Linked DNA regions of Homo sapiens: regions 1 and 2 are each linked to region 3. Evidence: chromatin loops called from intact Hi-C (ENCODE). Cell type or tissue: MCF 10A. All regions are shown on one strand. Region 1 overlaps LOC105377612 (a long non-coding RNA gene). Region 2 has its middle 370 kb from the start of LINC02508. Region 3 holds the start of LOC124900838 (a long non-coding RNA gene).

What was found. Hi-C counts contacts between places; a loop is a spot of excess contacts. Peaks named below come from ENCODE experiments on the same cell type or tissue, not always from the same donor. Only the 100,000 strongest peaks of a DNase experiment are listed, where the experiment ranks them.
Region 1: a loop joins it to region 3, with 5 times the contacts of the local background. A loop is called at or near these places in 2 of 110 quality-filtered maps.
Region 2: a loop joins it to region 3, with 4 times the contacts of the local background. A loop is called at or near these places in 2 of 110 quality-filtered maps.

The regions. Positions count from the first base shown.
Region 1 is chr4:189,086,598-189,094,597 of GRCh38, reverse strand. The region is part of intron 1 of LOC105377612 (a long non-coding RNA gene); the gene reads left to right. Among named protein-coding and RNA genes, the nearest start is that of LINC02508, 310 kb to the right of the region's middle. In MCF 10A, a CTCF peak has its summit at 4,210 (motif pointing left); no DNase peak of the experiment used is centred here.
Region 2 is chr4:189,138,915-189,146,914 of GRCh38, reverse strand. No RefSeq gene overlaps it. Among named protein-coding and RNA genes, the nearest start is that of LINC02508, 370 kb to the right of the region's middle. In MCF 10A, no CTCF peak of the experiment used is centred here; a DNase peak (open chromatin) is centred at 3,484.
Region 3 is chr4:189,198,179-189,206,178 of GRCh38, reverse strand. LOC124900838 (a long non-coding RNA gene) reads right to left here and starts at 3,034. Exons shown (of 2, transcript XR_007058428.1): 1 at 2,917-3,034; 2 at 1,298-1,536. In MCF 10A, a CTCF peak has its summit at 3,712; a DNase peak (open chromatin) is centred at 3,788.

The DNA of each region.
Region 1 (8,000 bases), 110 kb after region 3:
TGCAGGATTTCCTTCAGACCATGTGACTTAGTATTTCTGATGTGAGGGACACAATTTATTCCTGAGTTTTAAAAATATTTCCATAGTACATTTCTCCCTGATGGCCTCCTCATATCCAAGGTAGACATTTTCATTGTCTTCCAACTTCCACTCTTGGATATGTTTACTTATCAGTTTATATAAAATGTTTAATTGATTTTAAAAGCATGCTTAGGTTCAAAAAATTTAAAAGTACACACAGAAGAGGTCAAAATATATGAAGCAGAGAAATCTGCTTATTTTATTTTTTAATTTATGTATTGTATAGTCAGCCTCTGTAGAAGCAGCGTGTAAGAATTTGAGTATTCCATTTTTAAAATAATTGTTACAAAATACATTAACTATTCACTTCAACACAGGCTACTTTTTTCTTAACAATGTATCCTTTTTCAACGACGTATGAATTTGAGCCGTTTGTTTTAAAGTTTTCCACATCATGGTTATGGCTGACTGCATTGCTGTGGTGTTACCATTTTCCTCTACTCAGCTTCCATACTTTTGGAATGCTAGTACAACTTTATTAGATGCGACCTATAGGAATTTGGGGCTTTAAATGCTAAGCATTCTCTAAGTAAATTTTGCTTTTTGTCTTTCTCTTTTGTGAGTTTTGTGAATTTAGGGACTAGGAGGCCCCTGAGAACATATTGATTCATTTGTTTTGTTTAGTGATATATTCATCATCCATTCAACCACTATTTAGACTCTATCCCCAAGTTTTTGTGCATAAAATAATGAATTAGAATATTATGATTTTGACCATTAAATATAATTACCAGTAGATTAATAGATTTAATATAAAAATATTTCTTTTAACTTATGTAGTTTTAATTAGTTGATATGCATAGACACTTTTTATGATTAAATAGGTGAGCCTAAACATCGCATACCATCCATGCTGTAATAACTTAAGCAAGGTATTAATCTGAAAGTATTTGACTCTGATGGGCTTTGTCTGAGCAAACAACTTCTGTCACAGTCCGTCTAGAACCACAAATAATGCTTCCCCTGGTCTCATGTAATGGCATTGCCTCTCCTCTCTGTCACTACTGTTTTAATGGTAGCATTTTTTTTTTTTTCTTTGAGACAGAGTCTCGCTCTGTCACCCAGGCTGGAGTGCAGTGGCACAATCTCGGCTCACTGCAACCTCTGCCTCCCGGGTTCAAGCGATTCTCCTGCCTCAGCCTCCTGAGTAGCTGGGACTACAGGGAAGCATCACCACGCCCAGCTAATTTTTGTATTTTTAGTAGAGATGGGGTTTCACCATGTTGACCAGAATGGTCTCCATCTCTTGACCTCGTGATCCGCCCACCTCAGCCTCCCAGAGTGCTGGGATTACAGGTGTGAGCCACCGCACTCGACCTCGTGATAGCTTTTTATAAATACTATTGATTGTAATGCTGCTAAGCAGGCCTCTTCTTTCTGAGGCTTGGTGAGGCGTTTTGTCACCTTCCAAAGCGGGGTTCATAAGTAGGTTAGGAATGGGTAGGAAGATACCACCTGTACTCATTGTAAGATTAAAATAAGTTTCTGACTTACTTAGCCAAGAGTACAGAAACTTTCCTTAAATGAAACTGTTATTGGTAGAGGGTGTCCAGGTTCTGACATTTTGAACAAAGAGTTGGACAAAATGCACAAACAAATCAAGGAAAGAATGAAGCAACAGAAGCAGAGATGTATTGAAAATGAAAGTACACGACACAGGGTGGGAGGGGCCGAGCAAGCAGCTCAAAGGCATGTTCAGAATTTCCTGTCGTTTAAATACCCTCTAGAGGTTTCCCATTGGTGACATGGCTTCCGTTGTATGTAAATGAAGAGGTGAAGTGAGGTTATAAAGTGATTTCCTTGGTGTACACCCTATGCAAATAAAGAGAATGAAGTGAGGGTACAAAGTGATTTCCTTGGTGTACACCCTATGCAAATGAAGATGTTTCCTGGCATGGCTGAAGTAGAGTTAGAGTTATTTACTTGGTCACAGAGCTTGATTTAGTTCTGTGAATTCCCTAGGTTCCCTGCACCCAGGCCCTATTTTCCTGTCTCAAAATGATCATACATGTAGAGTAGAAGCGAATAAAGCATTTTTGAGAGGGCTGTTGTTTTGGTGTTGGTTTTGGCATTTGCATTCTCTAGTGCACGTGGGATGCAGCTACTCCCCATGCAGCGAGGCCACACTCACACTCAGTTTAAGTACATGCTCACCAACATAGGCCTTCCCTGCTTTGTAAACTAACCACAGCATCGGCAGCCAACTTTCCATTCTTGGAGAGAAGGGGAAGTCAGAGACCACGTGTTTTTGAACATTGTCTTTGCTCTCTGACTTCCAGCATCCCCAAAAATCCCATTTTCTCTTAAACAACCACCTTACTCTGACTGGATACTTTTTATCTGAGTGGTTTTGATCATGAGTTTGGTCCTAGGACCAAGGACCACAATTAGAAGTTTATTTTCCCGTACTACATCAGTCATGTATGGATTATAATGCAAACAAAATGATTCTACCCATTTGTTGTACTTCTCATTACCGTTCCACTCTCTGGATATCCTTAGTCACATAAAAAATGCACATGCACGAACACAGAGACAACAAAAAAGAAGAAATAACATAATTAGGCAGATTGTTAAATCCATCTTTCTATGTCTACTTCTAAACAATGTGCCTCCTAATTTATCTTCTAACAAAAGGATTTCTTTAGGGGAAGGCATGACTATGAAAACAAAATGACCCAATATTCTCAATGATTTTTAAAACATTGTCTTCAAAAACTGTGTATAAAAATTTTAAAAATCCATACAACTCTTCATTGCAGTATCTTTATACTGAGTATCTATAGACTATTTCAGTATAATAACACAGAGAATACAGGTGTCATTAGAGTTACTCTGCAAAATTGCTAGAATATCCATAACATGGGCTTATTTCCATTTATCTGGAATTTAAAGTCAGAGGCCAACAATGGCTTCCTCTGAAATTAAAACTGGGTTTGAATCTGGCTCCCACCATTTAATTTACTAGCCCTGTATCCTTGGGAAAACAACTTTTGTCTATTTAAGTTTCTTTTATAAAATTTAGATAATGACCGTTGTACCTGCCTCCAAAGCTATTCTGGTATTGATTGAAGGGATGCATGTAGAGCAATCACATGCCATCCACCACCTTTTCAGTAAGGTTAGTTTCTTGTATTGTTATCTTGTACCCCACAGATGACTAATCACTTCGTTATTGCCAAAATGTATTTTTTAACAATGTTCTAATTCTAGAGACAATAGAACATTGATATTTTTCAAAAAACATCCATTTGCAAATGTGATATTTCTCACATGTCAAGTGTCTCTTTCTTTCTCAGGGAATATCTAACAGTAGTGAAATAAAAATACTTACATTATGGGCCTTGTAAAATAGAAATCAGATGAAAATATAGTATCCAAATTCATTTTTTAACCAAAAAATAAATTCATAGAAATATTAGTGGACTTTTTCTCTCACCTCTATCAACTGTATATATTGGGAGAGAATGTGCATACACATATGTGTCTATATCTGTATCTAGCCACGTCTATTTCTAGTATATTTCAGTTCCTCTCCATTTGTGCAGCAGTAACCTGGATCCAGATCATTACAGTTCAAGAAAATCTACTATGCTATTTGTATAGTAGAAATTAAACCCTCAATTTTCATTAATTATTGCTTTTTCTTATAATAATGATCTTCGGAATTTTTTTAATGAATTGTCTGTATTTAGCTATTTTTCTATTGTACGATGTACACTGTGGGGTATTAGCTTAGCCTGTGTCTCATTTTAAAAATATTGTCCACAGCCTGCAATCACTTTTAAAGAGGTGGGTCTAGGTGGAGAGGAATGTGCTATTTGACCTGGCCTCCCTCACCTTAGCTGTTTGGACCTGCGATGGAGTTTTGTCTCAAGGTAAACTAATCCAGGGGCTGGGCTGTTTATGTACTCTCTTTGGAAAATTTGAGCAAAAAGTCTCAGAAAAAGTAAGTATTAGTGAGTGTGAAACTAACATAGAGCTGTCACCAAAACAAGTCAAAGCCACATGCAAATAGAAATTATGGGGCAGAAGGAAGGCATTATTAAAGAGAAGAAGCCATTGTGTCCAGAAAAAAAAAGGAAAACAAAATTGGGGAGCTCAGGAGTGGAGCAGCAGTCAGCTGCCTCTAGTGGCTGTGATGAGCTGTGCCCTGTCCCAGGAGCTCTGAGGAAACTCCTTCTCTTGAGCCACATTGACTGACTTGCAGCCTTGTTTGTAAATTTGCCTGACTGAAGTGTTTGTCTTGTTCTGTAAGGCTAAGACTTCTCTCATTACATATATTTTTCCTAATGTCCTCCTTTTCTAACTACATACAATTTAATTGTGATATATTTTAAAGCTATAAGTAATAAGATTGAACAAATACAAGGCAAATCATGAGTTACAGAATGTATATACTTGGAAAAACAAAAGACATTTTTATGTAGAATATGTTTATGTAACAACCAATTGACATACATTTATGTACTACTGTGGAGGTCCACTGTTGGGCCACAGATGGGGTGTTAGGAGATGCTGTAAAATCACTGGCCCATTAATAAGTCATATTGTTTCATACAGTTTAATATTTTAAAATTTTGAAACTTTAATAAAAACAATTTTATTCAGAAGTGCTTTAGCCTACAGTGATGCTATTATCATTGTAGCATGCATGCAAAATCCAAGGTGTAAAAACTTGCGGTGAACTAACACAATTTGGGTCGATTATATTTGATTCTTAATGACATTTTTGTAGTATAAGGCAAAGGCCACGGCCAGCTTATTGAATAGGATTATTAATTGACTTTGAATGTAAATAGCGGACAATTCTAATTGAATTACATTTGTCTCAGAAAATGCATCTAATACTATTTATTTATTTTCTACCTTAAGCTACTCCTAACACCTTTTTTATTTTTATGTGTGTGTATATATAATATATATATTATAACATATATATATTTTGAGAGAGGGTCTAGCTCCCTTGCCCAGGCTGGAGTGCGGTGGCGTGATCTCGGCTCACTGCAACCTCCACCTCCTGGGGTCAAGTGATTCTCCTGCCTCAGCCTCCTGAGCAGCTGGGATTACAGGTGCCTGCCACCAGGTAATTTCTGTATTTTTAGTAGAGACGGGGTTTCACCACGTTGGCCAGGCTGGTCTCGAACTCCTGACCTCAAGTAATCCCCGCACCTTGGCCCCCACAAAGTAATTCCCCACAGAGGTTACGGGTGTGAGCCACCCTACCTGGTCCCAACACCATTTTTTAATAGCAGAATTTCATACTAGACACTTCCTTAATATTATTTTATCTATGTGAGCATGGTTTCATCTCTAATAGATTCTTTTTCTTCCAAGCCTTCAAAAAGACTCTGACTGTTCATTTATGTTTTTATAATTTTGCTAAAGTATTAGAAACTCAAATGCTGCTAGATCATGCAAGAACAATGTAGTTCCAACAACCTTTTGGAGAACAGATGAGCTCTGTTGAGTTTATGACTGAAGACAGTGTGTGTGATGACACACGTGGAGACAACGCCGTGGCGGACTTCTCTGTGCTGTTAGTGTTGGTGCATGCTGCCTGGGAGAGCCGCTGCAGCTGTGTTTGCTCTGTGTGTGGTGTGTGCCAGCCCAGACACCATCCCAGATGAACAGCTCTTATCCAAAGGTAAACTGATGATACTGACAAGGCCTAACACAGAAAGATGAAGCCAAAGAGACTAGGAGAATCAGAAAATTTATGTAATAAAGACTTGAGATTATTTTAAGTGGTCATTTGGAAATACAAAAATACAGCTATTTTTCCCACTGCCATTTTTGTTAATGTCGACAGTGTGCCAAAATTCATTCTTCCTTACTATGAGACGTACTTGACAGATGCCACAGTTGATTTGAGAAAGAGTTAAAGTTGGTGCTCAGGAAAATGAAAATGAAGTCATTTACATGTCTTTATGCCTAGATTTTAGCTATGTGATTTTATGTAAAAATCCTCAAAGTTAGAGGCAGCAAACCAACATGGCACATGTATACCCGTGTAACAAACCTGCACATTCTGCACGTGTATCCCAGAACTTAAAGTTAAATTTAAAAAAGATTACATATAATGGTGTCAAAAAAATCCTCTAAGTTAACCTTGTCCTTGCAATTTTCCGCAATTAGTTCAAAAATCAAAGCAACTCTAATGGGAAAATAAGCTTTAATATAAAATATTTTCAGTTATGCTGTTAAGTTAGTATGTATATTTTCCTAAAAATGAATATTTTAGGTGTTGGGGTAGTTAAGAGGAGAAAATATATTGTCATTGTTGCTTGACTGGTTCTCTTGAGTCACTGTAACAATCTGTCAATAATTAATTGAAATATTCCATTCAGTCTTCAACCATGGCTCAGTTGACATGGTTTATGAGGCACAGTAAAACGTCTAAGAACAGTTATTCCTAAACATTTCACTGTGCCTAACTGCGCCTGAAATATTAAAACCCATGACAGAAGCACATATTATGTTTACTGTTGTACATAAGTATAATATTGCATTTTTCAGGGTATTATGATCCTATAATCAATTTCTATTGATAGATGAATTATAAATATGAATTGTCAGAAGGCAATACACAGACTTATTTCTCTTATTTGATACTGTATCTATAAACATCAGGGCATTAAAGCAATTTTTTTTTTTTCTTGAGACGGAGTCTCGCTCTGTCGCCCAGGCTGGAGTGCAGTGGCGCGATCTCAGCTCACTGCAACCTCCGCCTCCGGGGTTCACGCCATTCTCCTGCCTCAGCCTCCCGAGTAGCTGGGACTACAGGCGCCCGCCACCACGCCCGGATAATTTTTTGTATTTTTAGTAGAGACGGGGTTTCACCATGTTAGCCAACACCAAGAGTAAATATATATATTTACTTGATAGGATTCGTTTAGTATCCAAATTGGGACTCCAAGCAGGGTAATGAAAACAGAATAGCAAGACTTAATTTCTTTTCTTTTTTTCCTACTTGTCTACCTGATGATCCATTTCTTTTACCATTTTTAGTATGGAAATCTCATTTTTAGCATGGTATGATTTAGAAATATCAAATGTATTCCTATGATCATAAAAGGAAATACAATGAGACCGATTGGGTGTAAAGTTGCACTCTCATGGAACTACATTTCAGGATGTGGCAGATTTGAGAATTCTAGATGAATTTGCTGCCTGTTCCCTGATAAAATGGTGTTCAGGGTGTCCAGGCTTTAATGTCCTATTAAAGGCAGTAATGGGTGCCCTGTCACTTTAACTCACCTTCAGGGTCCTATTAGAAGCATGTCTTACATTATTTCTCATATAATGATATCCACCTTACACCTATTAAGAACATGGGAAATCAGTTGAGCTGTGTTGAGCTATGTCCACCCTTAAGGCAAACAAATGCCTTGGAGCTCAATGGTTCTGAGGCAGAAGTTTTAGCATTGTGCTGCGAGTCTGCTTTTTCCAAACATGCCACACAGATTGAACACTGTGTGAAGGACAACTGAGGTTAGACAGGAAATATCTCAACAGCTATCAGTCAGAATGGGGTCACCTTTAAACTCTAGAACTAGGAACAACAGAGTACCATCTCCTGTTTTGAATAGTTATATTTTTAATAAGATTTTTAAAAAATTCTGGGTTAAGGGATGCACTTAACAATTCAAGAAAAATTGATTTTGAATGAATATAAAGAAATTAAGGGAGATTGAATTGAATTAAAAGAAGACATACAAAGATTTTTATGTTATATTATTACATTATTAAATATATACATTATATATAGTAAATATATATTTACTATATATTTATTTACTATAAATGTATGCTATATATAATATGTATTCATAATATAATATATAATAGTATATATTATATATGCCATATATATTATACTATATGTATGGAGAGGGAGTAAATGTATATGGTATGCA
Region 2 (8,000 bases), 59 kb after region 3:
GCTGCTTAAAGGCAGAGGCGTGGGTAGAATATATCACATCTGTCAACTGACATTTCTTACTTAGACTAGCAAGGTATTGTACGAATTTTCAAAACATTTTCCTTAAAATAATTTTAATCACAATGAGGATAAATCCTGTTTTCCTCCTTTCTCCTTGCCTGCTTTCAGAAATCATAATTACTATAAGCCAGTGTTTTTCAGCCTCCAAAGTGTTACCAATTACTACAGTATAGACTTTCTTTCCAAACTGCGGCAGTGACTGATTCAAAATATCTCAGGATTACTGTGCCGTAAGAAATTATTTAATGTTATCCTTCGTAAATGTAATTAATTAATTAGACCTTATTTGTTGAGAATTCTACTTGATACCCAATTCAGTAGTAATTAGGGGGAAGTAGATGGAAATCTTATACATGTAAAGACATTACATTTCATTTATCCTCTACTTCCAAAATAGATATATATATATGAATGCAGTTAAGATATGACAACAAAACCATAGCAGTATAAAACCAATTAATATGATAAGTGAAAGAGATATACCTCATAATCTGTTGTTCATATTCCTTATCTCTGGTGAATTTTGGACAATTTCTTCAAATATATTTTACAATTCATTAATTCTCTTTTTGTTGTTTGGAATTTAATATTTAATGAGCCCCATGCTTTTGATTTCTTTATCCAAGTTTTTTATATTTTCTACATTGTTTTTCAGTTAGCTATTTTTAAAAATTTTAAACCAAGAGAAAAATGGAAAGAATAATAATCTGAAAGGTATATAAATATAAAACCTTCATGAGGGTTCACCAGTTGGTAATATTTTTTACATTTTTGCTCTTCCTCTCCCTACACACAAACACACACACACGTGCAGGTGTATAAACTTTGTTTTGCTGATCCTTGTTAAAGTTGCAGACAGAGATGCTTTACCCTTACATCAGCATGTATCTCTGAAGAGCCTGCACAATATCCATCATTACCACATTAACGTCCTACACTCCAGAAATTAACATTGCTATAATAATATTGTCCACATGTAAGTTGACCCAATTGACCTCAAATTATCTTTTACACGTTTTTCTCCTCATCCGGGTCCACTCAGGGATCCTGCATGTTAATTGCTTTCTCACAGCCTGTGACAATACTGACAATAAATACTTACAGTAAGACGGCATGAGAACATTTCAGCAGAGGGCATTTCTTTCTTCCCAAAAGAGCAGAGGCTGTGATCCTCAAATTTCCCCGTTATTTCCCTTTTCAGGCAAGCATATCATTTTTTCTAGTGTCTCATTTCATTTCACTGAGGGGATCCTCCAGGCACCTATCTATGCCTTGGCAGGTGGGTCTTACAACCAGTTAACAGAAAGGAAGACACTTGAGCTTCGCTTATACATGGGGCCAACAGAGGCATGTTATCCAAAGCATAGACAGCTGCGTGCTACAGCTCTGTCCGGAGCAGCGCGGAAGGCAGTGGTGAGTGGAACCATCCCGGGGAGCCGGGCCTCACAGAGCACCTGGCACGGACGTGGTGCAGCAGGAGAGGCTGGAGTGAGCAGGTGGAGAGCTGGTTAGAGGCGAGTGGGTTGGTCAGGAAGGAGCCATCCAGAAAGATTGGGGTCAGGGGGTCCAAGGTAGAGGCGTGCAAATGGACTTAGAGGACAGAACAAAAATCATGGGCATCTTTTTTTTTTTCCCCACAAAAATCCCGTTCAGAAAGGGCATTGTTAAGTGTCGTGAAATTGCCCATCAGAAAGCATCCACCCTACAGGGAGATGGGAGAGAGAGCGTGGCCTGCATGGTGTAGGAGCGCCTGATGCTTTCCATAACCGTCCTGTTTGGTAGAAAGGACGCCAACAGAGACGCTGCGGCAGGAGGGATGGAGACTAAGCCTGCAGGTGACTCCCTCAGAGTCCTCCAGCCCTCCGAGGGTGACAGCTCATCCTCCAGCACTGACTGTCCTCACTGCCTGCTGGTCAGCACCACCCTCCGAGGGCTTACAGACAGGCTGTTTGAACTGGAGTCCTACCTAAATCTCCTCAAAGAAGGAACCTCCTTTATAATTAAGCAGGTGTGGCATGACCACGGTCTGCTGGTCTTTCCATTGACCACACCACCCTGAGCAGCCAGTGTAATAGAACGCTCACCTGGCCTATGGGACACTCATCTACAGTGACCACTCACAGACAACACCCTGTGGGGCTGGGGTGCTGCCTTAGAAATGAGGTACATGCAGCGAATCAACACCCATTATCTGAAGCAGTGTCCCTATGGAAATACTCGGGTCTGGAAAGCAAGCCATGCATGAAGGTTTGGCCCCATTCACCATCATTGCAATGACCCACTTGTGGAATGTGTGTTTTCTTCCAGCAAACGTAGGTGCTGCTGGAATAAGGGGTCTGGTTTCCAGAGCATGCACCTTGAATCAGGGGACAGAATAAATGTCACTGATCCTGAAGCTGAACCACCACCCTGTCATCTCAGTCTTCCTGTTGTAGTGGGCCAGTGGGAGAAGAAATGAGTTACCATATTGGAGGCATTAATTAAACTCTGATTACCCTGAAAACCAAGTGATGCTACTATGCAAGGAGAGTCACAAGAATAGGTCAAAAATCAGGGGATTCACTGGACTATTTCTTGGTACTTAGTGGACTATTTCCACTAATAACCATACATGGGCAACTGACGCCACTTTGGCTCGGCAAAGGTTAAAGCAAATAAGAGCTTTGCTACTTTGTGGATGATGGTCAGTGTCACCTATCAGGCAAGTAACCTAGACCCACTGCTGAGTGTGGAGCAGCATCAGAAGGCACGTTAGAGGAGGGAGAGAGTGAATATCAGTCACGATTTTGAGACCAACTGCAGCGGCAGAGACTATCTTACTACAAGCCTCTGATTTTGAATAATTTGTGGAGTTCAGGGCTATTTATGGGAGATTGTAATTAACCCAGGATATTAGCATATCTAAGTGGCGCAAGAGAGGAATTGTGCTTAGACATCTTCTATGCTGTGTCTCACATACACTTGGTCTAAAGTTTTGCTCCAGGTCTGTTGCAGCAAGCACATGCACACGTTAGCCTGACAGCACCTTGTCTCAACTGCAATAGGAAGCTGTTCCTTGCTAATGCCACTGTATGGACTCCTGTAGGACTTCTCAGACCTTCTGATGCATGCACAGACCTCAGAGGAGGGGGAATAAAACACTTTCTGGAAATCCTTGTCTAATGGGGAACTAGTGGTTAAACAAAGCCATTCTTCTATGTCTCAGACAGACAATAATGAAACACATTTTATATGGTCTCTTTGGAGTTCTCCCAGAGGGAAGGACTCTAGTTGCCCCAGGTAACTAGAATTACTCAGCTTAGCAGTCATCCTCGCGTTGCCTTTTCTCCTTGTCCATTTCACTCTTCCTATTTCACCATCACTTGCCCCTGTGGTTTATTTCCCACAATAAACTACACACCAGCAAACCCTTGTCTCAGGTTCTGCCTCAGGGTAAGATGGAATGAATCCAAGCTGAGATATCTTTGAACAGGGTGGCAACGTAATGCATGTGATTCATCTAGTAAACAAGGACTTTCCCAGGCGAACCAGGATGTGTGTTCACTATGCCTAGGCAGGCTAAATATCAGGTGTAAAAAAAATCATTAAAATTTATAAACTCAATATTATGGGCATAAAAGTGAAGAAAATCATAGATTCAATGAATGAAAGTTCAATGTAATAAAACATTAAAAAACAGTGTGTTAGTCTGTTCTCATGCTGCTAATAAAGACATACCTAAGACTGGGTAATTTATTTTTTTTTTTTTAATTTTTTTTTTTTTATTATACTCTAAGTTTTAGGGTACATGTGCACATTGTGCAGGTTAGTTACATATGTATACATGTGCCATGCTGGTGCGCTGCACCCACTAACGTGTCATCTAGCATTAGGTATATCTCCCAATGCTATCCCTCCCCCCTCCCCCGACCCCACCACAGTCCCCAGAGTGTGATATTCCCCTTCCTGTGTCCATGTGATCTCATTGTTCAATTCCCACCTATGAGTGAGAATATGCGGTGTTTGGTTTTTTGTTCTTGCGATAGTTTACTGAGAATGATGGTTTCCAATTTCATCCATGTCCCTACAAAGGACATGAACTCATCATTTTTTATGGCTGCATAGTATTCCATGGTGTATATGTGCCACATTTTCTTAATCCAGTCTATCATTGTTGGACATTTGGGTTGGTTCCAAGTCTTTGCTATTGTGAATAGTGCCGCAATAAACATACATGTGCATGTGTCTTTATAGCAGCATGATTTATAGTCATTTGGGTATATACCCAGTAATGGGATGGCTGGGTCAAATGGTATTTCTAGTTCTGGATCCCTGAGGAATCGCCACACTGACTTCCACAATGGTTGAACTAGTTTACAGTCCCACCAACAGTGTAAAAGTGTTCCTATTTCTCCACATCCTCTCCAGCACCTGTTGTTTCCTGACTTTTTAATGATTGCCATTCTAACTGGTGTGAGATGATATCTCATAGTGGTTTTGATTTACATTTCTCTGATGGCCAGTGATGATGAGCATTTCTTCATGTGTTTTTTGGCTGCATAAATGTCTTCTTTTGAGAAGTGTCTGTTCATGTCCTTCGCCCACTTTTTGATGGGGTTGTTTGTTTTTTTCTTGTAAATTTGTTTGAGTTCATTGTAGATTCTGGATATTAGCCCTTTGTCAGATGAGTAGGTTGCGAAAATTTTCTCCCATGTTGTAGGTTGCCTGTTCACTCTGATGGTAGTTTCTTTTGCTGTGCAGAAGCTCTTGAGTTTAATTAGATCCCATTTGTCAATTTTGGCTTTTGTTGCCATTGCTTTTGGTGTTTTGGACATGAAGTCCTTGCCCACGCCTATGTCCTCAATGGTAATGCCTAGGTTTTCTTCTAGGGTTTTTATGGTTTTAGGTCTAACGTTTAAATCTTTAATCCATCTTGAATTGATTTTTGTATAAGGTGTAAGGAAGGGATCCAGTTTCATCTTTCTACATATGGCTAGCCAGTTTTCCCAGCACCATTTATTAAATAGGGAATCCTTTCCCCATTGCTTGTTTTTCTCAGGTTTGTCAAAGATCAGATAGTTGTAGATATGCGGCATTATTTCTGAGGGCTCTGTTCTGTTCCATTGATCTATATCTCTGTTTTGGTACCAGTACCATGCTGTTTTGGTTACTGTAGCCTTGTAGTATAGTTTGAAGTCAGGTAGTGTGATGCCTCCAGCTTTGTTCTTTTGGCTTAGGATTGACTTGGCGATGCGGGCTCTTTTTTGGTTCCATATGAACTTTAAAGTAGTTTTTTCCAATTCTGTGAAGAAAGTCATTGGTAGCTTGATGGGGATGGCATTGAATCTGTAAATTACCTTGGGCAGTATGGCCATTTTCACGATATTGATTCTTCCTACCCATGAGCATGGAATGTTCTTCCATTTGTTTGTGTCCTCTTTTATTTCCTTGAGCAGTGGTTTGTAGTTCTCCTTGAAGAGGTCCTTCACATCCCTTGTAAGCTGGATTCCTAGGTATTTTATTCTCTTTGAAGCGATTGTGAATGGGAGTTCACTCATGATTTGGCTCTCTGTTTGTCTGTTGTTGGTGTATAAGAATGCTTGTGATTTTTGTACATTGATTTTGTATCCTGAGACTTTGCTGAAGTTGCTTATCAGCTTAAGGAGATTTTGGGCTGAGACGATGGGGTTTTCTAGATAAACAATCATGTCGTCTGCAAACAGGGACAATTTGACTTCCTCTTTTCCTAATTGAATACCCTTTATTTCCTTCTCCTGCCTGATTGCCCTGGCCAGAACTTCCAACACTATGTTGAATAGGAGCGGTGAGAGAGGGCATCCCTGTCTTGTGCCAGTTTTCAAAGGGAATGCTTCCAGTTTTTGCCCATTCAGTATGATATTGGCTGTGGGTTTGTCATAGATAGCTCTTATTATTTTGAAATACGTCCCATCAATACCTAATTTATTGAGAGTTTTTAGCATGAAGGGTTGTTGAATTTTGTCAAAGGCTTTTTCTGCATCTATTGAGATAATCATGTGGTTTTTGTCTTTGGCTCTGTTTATATGCTGGATTACATTTATTGATTTGCGTATATTGAACCAGCCTTGCATCCCAGGGATGAAGCCCACTTGATCATGGTGGATAAGCTTTTTGATGTGCTGCTGGATTCGGTTTGCCAGTATTTTATTGAGGATTTTTGCATCAATGTTCATCAAGGATATTGGTCTGAAATTCTCTTTTTTGGTTGTGTCTCTGCCCGGCTTTGGTATCAGAATGATGATGGCCTCATAAAATGAGTTAGGGAGGATTCCCTCTTTTTCTATTGATTGGAATAGTTTCAGAAGGAATGGTACCAGTTCCTCCTTGTACCTCCGGTAGAATTCGGCTGTGAATCCATCTGGTCCTGGACTCTTTTTGGTTGGTAAACTATTGATTATTGCCACAATTTCAGAGCCTGTTATTGGTCTATTCAGAGATTCAACTTCTTCCTGGTTTAGTGTTGGGAGAGTGTATGTGTCGAGGAATGTATCCATTTCTTCTAGATTTTCTAGTTTATTTGCGTAGAGGTGTTTGTAGTATTCTCTGATGGTAGTTTGTATTTCTGTGGGATCGGTGGTGATATCCCCTTTATCATTTTTTATTGTGTCTATTTGATTCTTCTCTCTTTTTTTCTTTATTAGTCTTGCTAGTGGTCTATCAATTTTGTTGATCCTTTCAAAAAACCAGCTCCTGGATTCATTGATTTTTTGAAGGGTTTTTTGTGTCTCTATTTCCTTCAGTTCTGCTCTGATTTTAGTTATTTCTTGCCTTCTGCTAGCTTTTGAATGTGTTTGCTCTTGCTTTTCTAGTTCTTTTAATTGTGATGTTAGTGTGTCAATTTTGGATCTTTCCTGCTTTCTCTTGTAGGCATTTAGTGCTATAAATTTCCCTCTACACACTGCTTTGAATGCGTCCCAGAGATTCTGGTATGTGGTGTCTTTGTTCTCGTTGGTTTCAAAGAACATCTTTATTTCTGCCTTCATTTCGTTATGTACCCAGTAGTCATTCAGGAGCAGGTTGTTCAGTTTCCATGTAGTTGAGCGGCTTTGAGTGAGATTCTTAATCCTGAGTTCTAGTTTGATTGCACTGTGGTCTGAGAGATAGTTTGTTATAATTTCTGTTCTTTTACATTTGCTGAGGAGAGCTTTACTTCCAACTATGTGGTCAACTTTGGAATAGGTGTGGTGTGGTGCTGAAAAAAATGTATATTCTGTTGATTTGGGGTGGAGAGTTCTGTAGATGTCTATTAGGTCTGCTTGGTGCAGAGCTGAGTTCAATTCCTGAGTATCCTTGTTGACTTTCTGTCTCGTTGATCTGTCTAATGTTGACAGTGGGGTGTTAAAGTCTCCCATTATTAATGTGTGGGAGTCTAAGTCTCTTTGTAGGTCCCTCAGGACTTGCTTTATGAATCTGGGTGCTCCTGTATTGGGTGCATATATATTTAGGATAGTTAGCTCCTCTTGTTGAATTGATCCCTTTACCATTATGTAATGGCCTTCTTTGTCTCTTTTGATCTTTGTTGGTTTAAAGTCTGTTTTATCAGAGACTAGGATTGCAACCCCTGCCTTTTTTTGTTTTCCATTGGCTTGGTAGATCTTCCTCCATCCTTTTATTTTGAGCCTATGTGTGTCTCTGCACGTGAGATGGGTTTCCTGAATACAGCACACTGATGGGTCTTGACTCTTTATCCAACTTGCCAGTCTGTGTCTTTTAATTGCAGAATTTAGTCCATTTATATTTAAAGTTAATATTGTTATGTGTGAATTTGATCCTGTCATTATGATGTTAGCTGGTGATTTTGCTCATTAGTTGATGCAGTTTCTTCCTAGTCTTGATGGTCTTTACATTTTGGCATGATTTTGCAGCGGCTGGTACCGGTTGTTCCTTTCCATGTTTAGTGCTTCCTTCAGGAGCTCTTTTAG
Region 3 (8,000 bases):
TACCTACCCTACCACAGCCCTGAGAATGCCTAGTTTGCAAACTTATGTTAATAGATACATTTGTTTACATCACTTTGTAGCTGAAAAAATAACAATAGGTTCATAGCTGCCAGGCTCAAATAAAAAGACATGGTTTCTACAAGTGAGTGAGCTACAGAAATGTTTGACAATAAAACATTCTTTTCACTTTTAATAAAATTTCAATTCATCATCATTATTATTATTATTATTATTATTTTTTTTGAGATGGAGTCTCTCTGTTGCCCAGGCTGGAGTGCAGTGGTGCGATCTCGGCTCACTTCAATTTCCGCCTCCCAGGTTCAAGCAATTCTCCTGCCTCAGCCTCTGAAGTAGTGGGATTACAGTCATGCACCACCATGCCTGGCTAATTTTTGTATTTTTAGGGCAGACAGGGTTTCACCATGTTGGCCAGACTGTTCTTAAACTCCTGGTCTCAGGTGATCCACCCTCCTCGGCCTCTCAAAGTGCTGGGATTACAGGTGTGAGCCACCATGCCCAGCCACAATTTCAATTTATTATTTAAATAAACTAACAAACTTTTATGTTTAAGGATGATGTCATTTTCAAGTTTTAGCAAACATATATTATTCGCACACACAAATGGATGCAGATGCACACTTACCCACGAGAACAAATAGTTCCCTGTTCCCAGAATTACTGTTGCCTTACAATGTGTTGCCTTCAGCAAGTTTCTTTCTTGTCTTTCCTCCTCCCCTTTCTTGTTTTCTTTTTTCTTTCTTTCCCTTGTTAATAAACCTAAAATTTGCTCAGATCTGTTTGTTCACATAACTAGCCATTTTAAATTATTGATTTATGTGGCATTTTGATCAAGTCATCTGAGCATGGCTAATTTGGGAATTTAGGCCTTAAACATTCTAATTTCCAGATAAATTTTTAAACATTTTTTTCACTAAAATGTGTCCTTTAGGAACACAAAAACTCAAGATTTTAAGAACACAGTGTAAACCTCTTTTTCTGCTTTTTCCCTTGATCTATGAACTCAATTAGTCCAAACTATAAACAACCCCATTTAATAAATAATTTTTATTATAAAAGCTATAAATTCATGAATCTGTCTGATAAAAATTCTTGACTAATGTGAAAGATCACCCTTTAAACTGTGCTATATCCATGTTATTTCAACTTTGTGTGAAGTTACCCAGCTATTAGTTTATATAACATTTCTGGTTTGGGATATCTACCTTGTAAAAATTCTTCAAATATATGAAAACAATTCTTATCTTCTTTCTAGAGTAACATTATTCAACTCTCAACATTACTGTGGTCAACTCTTATCATTTAATGTGAATTTAATGGATGACAAACTTGGCAGACGTGTCTCTCCCAAGGTGTCAAACTCAGTCTTACTAGTCTGCCACGGAACTTGAGGAGACGAAACAGAGGGGCCGTCTCCCACGCCATGCTGTCTTACAGCTTCTGAGGATGCGTCTTCCTGATGCCTCTGCTTCAGTTTTCACTCGTGCTACTTCTATCCATTTCAGCATCAATTGGTTCCTAGATTTTCGGATTTAATAATTCAGTAAACATTCAAAACAAAAATTAGGATATCAAACAGGTTTTCTGATTTTTGATTTTTAAAGTCAGAATACTAAAATTCACATTCAATTCCTCTCACTTAATATCGCAAAGTGTCTATTATCTATCTTTATTTTTCTAATTTTACTATTGGCTAAAAGACAATTGTTTTTTCCAGGGAGAGGGGAACATATTTGCTCCCTTTTATGTATGTTATTTTTGTTTTCTTTCACACTAGCTTTTTCTTGTTTATCCTTTTTCTAGCAAACAACGTCTTGCTTTTACTCTTCCATGAGAAACTTTTCCTGTCTTACCAGTTTGCAGACTCCCTCCCATGGTGCTTCTCATAGCTGCAGCTATCATAAATAAACAGCTTTATTTATTTATGAAACAGCTTTCATAAATAAACAGCCCCAACTGAAACTCACTTGTTACTGTTTAAGTAGAAAATCTTGGTACTTCTGGAACATATAACGTAGCCAAAATTAACATAAAATAGGTAACACAGAAGACTGGTAGAATGCAATGTTCCAGGAATGTGTATTTTGGGGATATTACAGTGTCCCTGTCTATATATTCAGAATATGCTGTATATTCAGATGAATATAAATGAAAGTTTCGGTCAGTCGAATTTTTGTTAGTCCACGTTTAAAAAGACCAGGGTATCAAGACTTTGGGAGTTGTTATTTAAGCAGATTAGCAAATTCAGTTAGCCAAATATTCAGTAACTTCAAACTTTCTCCAGTTGCACTGAGATTACCTGTGCTAGAGAAACATCAACACTTTTATCTATTATTCCAGAGCTGCAGAATTCCAGGGAAAGTTTAAATGTTTATCATAATATTATTCACCAAACTAATACTATAAACTTCCACACTTAATTCTCTGCCTTTATAGCCCATGAGTTGCCTTTCAGCAAACCGTGCTACAATGATATAGAGTTATTTACATCCGCTTAAGCCTATCAAAAGAGCCTCAGACATTTTGTTCAGTTTGACTGATAGAAAAGCCTTCATCTCAGCACTCCAAAAATATTATTGTGCACACATCTCCCCAGGGCATGTTACTATATGCTGCTAACAAAACGGTAAATAAGGTAGTTAAGGGGCTGTATTGGTCAAGTTTCTATTTTGGAGAGGGAAATATGCAACACACCAGGAAAAAATTAGAGAAAATAAATAGAATAGTTGCGAATTACAGTGAGTTGTTGGAATCAAATAGATAGGTAGGCCTAATTTCTATTGCAGTGTCGACATGTGAGCTGAGAGCTGATGGATGAGAAGCAGCCAGACAGGCTGCCTTCAGGGGAAGAAGCCAGAGGTGCAGAGGTGCTGATGACAGAAAGGGGTGGGGACTGACCTGCGAGATGGTAAATGCAGAGGAGCACGGAGAGAAAGAAGGCTGGGTGCCACGGAAAGTAGGAGCACTCACTGAACAGAGGCTTTTAGATTAGGAGAGTCTCCTTTGAAGACCTTGGCTCACGTCACTGGGTTTATGACTCAGAAATAGCTTCTAGAGCATTTGCTATGTTGAATGCCTTTAGGAACTTGGAATGTATGGAAGAGACATTTAAGAATGAGAAGAGTGTTTTCGGGCGGCAGTTCAGTGCCTTCTGTCCTCAAGGTTCACAAATGAGCTGTCAATGTGGGCTCTTCCCATGAGGTTTAGTTTACAAGAATCTGCAAACCACAGCTGAAACCCTGTGTAACGATCAAGCACAACCCGGGCATTTGAATTTCTGTTATGAAGCCCTCATGGTTTATTTAAACAGTTCACACTGGTTTATTTAACCACAAAAACACAAATTGTTGTAGGGTTTTAGAACTGTACATTTCTTAAGGGTATTATTTAAAGAAAAAATATAATGAACAGTGTTTGAACACAGGAATTTCTATAAAGGTAAGACAAGTGTTGTTTTCCTTCCTTCCTCTCTCTTTTCTTTCTTTCTCTTTTCTCTCTTCCTTTCTTTCTTTCTGTAAAAGATACTTACTATCGATTTATAGTCAGTAAACACGCTTTAACATTTTAGTAAGACATCATCAAACAGCAAATGGGCAAAATACAGTTGTAGAAGAAAATACGTCCTTTATTTGAATATATGTCACCAAAATAGAATAAATGTAGAATGTCTTCCCTGCCCTGCTTTTCTCCTTCTCCACGACAGGTGGCGCTCCTGAACTACCACAGGATGCGCGCGTTGCCAGGCCGCGGCTCCCCTGGGGCCACGTTGCGAGTGTGCAACGTGGTTTCAGTTTGGCATTCTCAGAGAATAGCTGAGACTGGATTTAACCAACTAGTGTTTATGTCACAATGTCCAGGGGAGTGAGACTGCGGTTGATAGGAAATGTGTTTATTGATATTGTCAAGAATCTGGCCAGAAACCCTATCATTACAGATCACCAGACAATGAACACTCACACAGAATGTTGTTCGAACGTTGCAATCATAAAGGAAAAGGAATCCGCTTAGCGTTTTAAATTTTAGGTTTGGAAACTTCTTAGAAATTTCTTTGAGCTGTCGAATCCAGTATCTTTGCTAAGAAGCTAGAAGTATCACAAAAACTAGTTTTTGAATGACTTTTTTCCTCAACTCCATTTATTTTTAAAAATCTTGAAATATCCACATATTATTTTCCCCTTTTTCCACCATTCAGCGATTTAATAACATACATTTGATTCAAAACATGTTTGCATTTTACACTGACATTGTAACTAAATAAGAGATTGGCTGTTTCATTTACAGCCAAGTAGCTCTGCTGTGTTCAGGTGCAATTGTCACAGGTAAAGTGTGTGCCATAACCAGGGCCACTCACAGTTCAACGGAACCAGGGAAAGAGGCAAACACGTTCTGTGACCCAAATGGCAAATCCCTAAGGAGAGCTTGCTGATGAATTAAAATGGCATTAAAACTGGACCCAAGAAATTGGACTGAGAGAGAGTTTCAGTGAGACAGACCTCAGGAAATCAGGAAATTCAGGTGATTATAGAAATCCCAGGATGTCTGAGCACTGATGCTTCCAGGTATTCACCTGCTCCATCATATTCTCCCTCTTAGTTTCTCTCGGTTTCTCCCTTTCTTGGTTTCTCTCTCTCTTATTCGGTCACTAATAAGTTCTTACACAATCTATATAAGATGATGTTTGCCTTCCAGGTAATGTTCTACTTTTCTATTTTCAAAGTTCCACGTCTCCTAATACAGCAGATTGAGGAAATGAATATTTGCCTTCTCCATTGTTTAAATGTCCACTCACTTTTTCATAAACTACTTCCTTACATAAACTGTTCTCTGCTGTGTGGTCCCCTGCTAGCCAATGCCTACAGGCTGTTTGTGCATTGTGTCTTTTCTTATTATACAATTATATTTAGTGTCACATTCGAGGATCTTGAGTGGTTCTAGTTAATCAGCCTTCCCCCAGGGGCGACTTCTCCCCTGCAGCTCGATTCTTGTCATAGATGAGCCTTAGACACCGTCTGATGCTCAAGCACTTTCTTCTGGCAGTGCCCTTACAGGAGGGTTAGTAGGAGTCGGCTGTGGCATGGGCCACACACAGTCGGGGTCAGAAGACTGACTAACCAGAGGACTTCCAGCCAGAGACCATTTTCAATATTTGGGGGACTCTTCCTCCTTCTTACACCTGTATTCAATCCAGGTCAGTTACTAGGGCTTTCTTTTGTGAAGAGGATTTCAGCCATTCTTTAAGGGTAAACTTTGTTTCAAGGCTTATGAAATTGGCATCTGTGCTGAGGTGGCCTTGTCTCTAGGGCAACAGGGGTTTTAGGTCCCCTTGTCATAGAGTTCTGGTAACCCCTGGGCCAGAATTGGAAATCCCCAAGCCAGGTGACATTAAGTTGCTAAGTGATACATAGTGTAGGCACTGTGAGATGTCAAGGTGGCCTTATGGCTGTCATTAATCTTATAGCCACGATATGTCTGTCTCTTATAGTAGACTACACATAGTCGTAACACTTCATCACATTCATTGTACTTACTCCTTTGTCTAATTTTCTATATTGCTTTCTATTGAATTAGTGCCTGAGGGCAGGGACCACATTTAGTGTTTACTGTTGTTTCCATAGTGATACTCAGTACAGTGTCTGGCCCATTGGAGGTACAAATCGGTCTTTGTTTAATTTAAATCTTGATGAATTAATTGCAGAAAATTCAGCAGAACACGTGTGAGGCTCTTCCGAGAGCAGGGGTCCATTCAACTGCATAGGCTGCATACTCGCGATCCTGCACTACTTCTAATAAACTAGAAGTGTTTACTGCAAAGCTCTCCTCGCTGAAAAATTTCAAGTAGTTCTTCTCAGCGACATAAAAACAAATCTGCTTAAACAACAGGATGTTTGCCAAATATGTGCTACTACTTTTCTTTGCTTTCTGGGCTCTCCATAGAGTCCACAAATACTGGCCGTTCATTTGTAGAAATGAAACTTCAGAGACTCACCTTCTGCAACGGCTACTTCTAAACTTGACATAATGTGTTTTTCAGTTTGATTATTAATGACTTTCCCTATCTCACACCTTTGAAGTTCAGCGTTGTCAGTCACCCTGGCATCATTTCTAAATGGAACGTTGGATGTTGAATCTTCTGAGTAAGTGTTTGCTTGTGCCATGTCACTGATTATCTAGAAACATAATGTTCTTGTGAAATAGATTTTCAGAAAACTAAAGCAATCATATAATAGATATTCAATAATAAGCAAAAAAGGAGAGTAAAAGATCATATAGTTTACATGAAATGATGTCTTAATGTATACACTGTTCTTTAAGCTTGGGGAAAAAAACCTGCTCTCTTTTTTCTTCACTTTTTTAAAAGAAGTATTTAGAGTCCAGCCATGCTGTCTTCTGGTGGCTCAGTCACAAAATATCCTCATTTCTAAGGACAGAAAATCAATTCCATGAAATGGTGATAAATGAAACAGGATTCTTAATGTTGATCCCATGCCCTTTTTAGAATGTAGTAAACTGCTTTAATCTCATGGCAGCCTCAGCAATTCCAGGTACATTCTCTTTACTATGGGTATTTTTCTTAATTCCAATAACCACACTTATGTAATCCAAAAACTTGCAGCCCTATTAAGCTTACATTTTATAAATTAAAAATGTGTGTGTATGAGCAATATACAAATTTCTTATTCAACAAATGAATTTGAACAATATCTAGAGGTTCTTTAAAGTGACACATGATATAATGCGTAACTTTTTCACAATAGGACAAAGTGATGGTTTCAGAAGGAAACCATATTCAATCACTATTGAGACATATATGTACGCTTACATTTTCTTTCCGTCAAACCAACCTAAGAAATCTGTGTAACGTTATTCTAGGGTCACCATGTAGGAGTGAATGAAACATTTGTGAAGCTGAATTTTTATTTATCTAGGGTAGGTCATCATTTACTTCTTCATGTGTCAATCTGTTTTTAACCACAATTCATAGGTTTAGGGTCACACAACTTATATTAAACCATTAATTTTTCTAGAATATGTGTTTTATTTTTATTTAACAAATGCACTCTGCCTACTATGCATAGGCTGTTCTAAACATTTTTAAAATATTAATTTGTTTACTTGTCGTAACAACACCAGGATGAAGGTACTTCGATAATCCCTGTGTCATAAAGGAAGCAAAAAGAACTGAAGTAACGGTGCGCACCGGAGCGAAGAATAACTATTCTGAGCTATGCGAGTCAGGAGGGGGTCACCTTAGCGGGGGCAGCGATGGCCAGAAAGAGCAAGGGGAGGGGCTTATGGGTGCTTGCACCCTTGTTTTTCTGGACGTCTGTGCTCAAAATATGCTGAGCTATGCACTTAAGGAGGGGTACTTTTCTCTAAGTATATTAGCATATATATTTATATATACATATTATTTTTCAATACAATGTTGGAAAAAAAAAAGCAGGTCAAATGTCTTGTTCAAGGTCAGACAACATGTAAATGGCAAGGCCAGGATTTGAGCCAGGCTTGTCAAAGTTCTTAATTACCGTGGTGGTAGAATACTTTTTTGAGGTGTTGGTTTTTGTTTTGCTCTTTGAATTTTCTGTCCCAGGTCTCTCCCATTCTGCCTTCTAGACAGCAAGACACTTACTATTTTCCTGCTTCAAGGATCTTTGCTCCCCTGAATCAAAACTTTAGGAAACAACAGTTGTTTATGCTATTTTTCCCTTTACATAAAAGTATAAAGCCACTGATGAGAAGAGAGATAGAAAACATCCTTTCTATAGAACATTCAGCATGATGTTGGCTGTGAGATTGTCATAAATGGCTCTTAATATTTTCAGGTGTGTTCCTTTGATGCCTGGTCTGTTGAAGATTTTATCATAAAGGGATGTTGGATTTTTTCAAAAGCTTTTTCTGCATCTATTGAGATGATCCTATGGTTTGTATCTCACTATAGGGAAGGGAGATAGAAAATAGTGTCTCTGAATGCAACAGAAAAG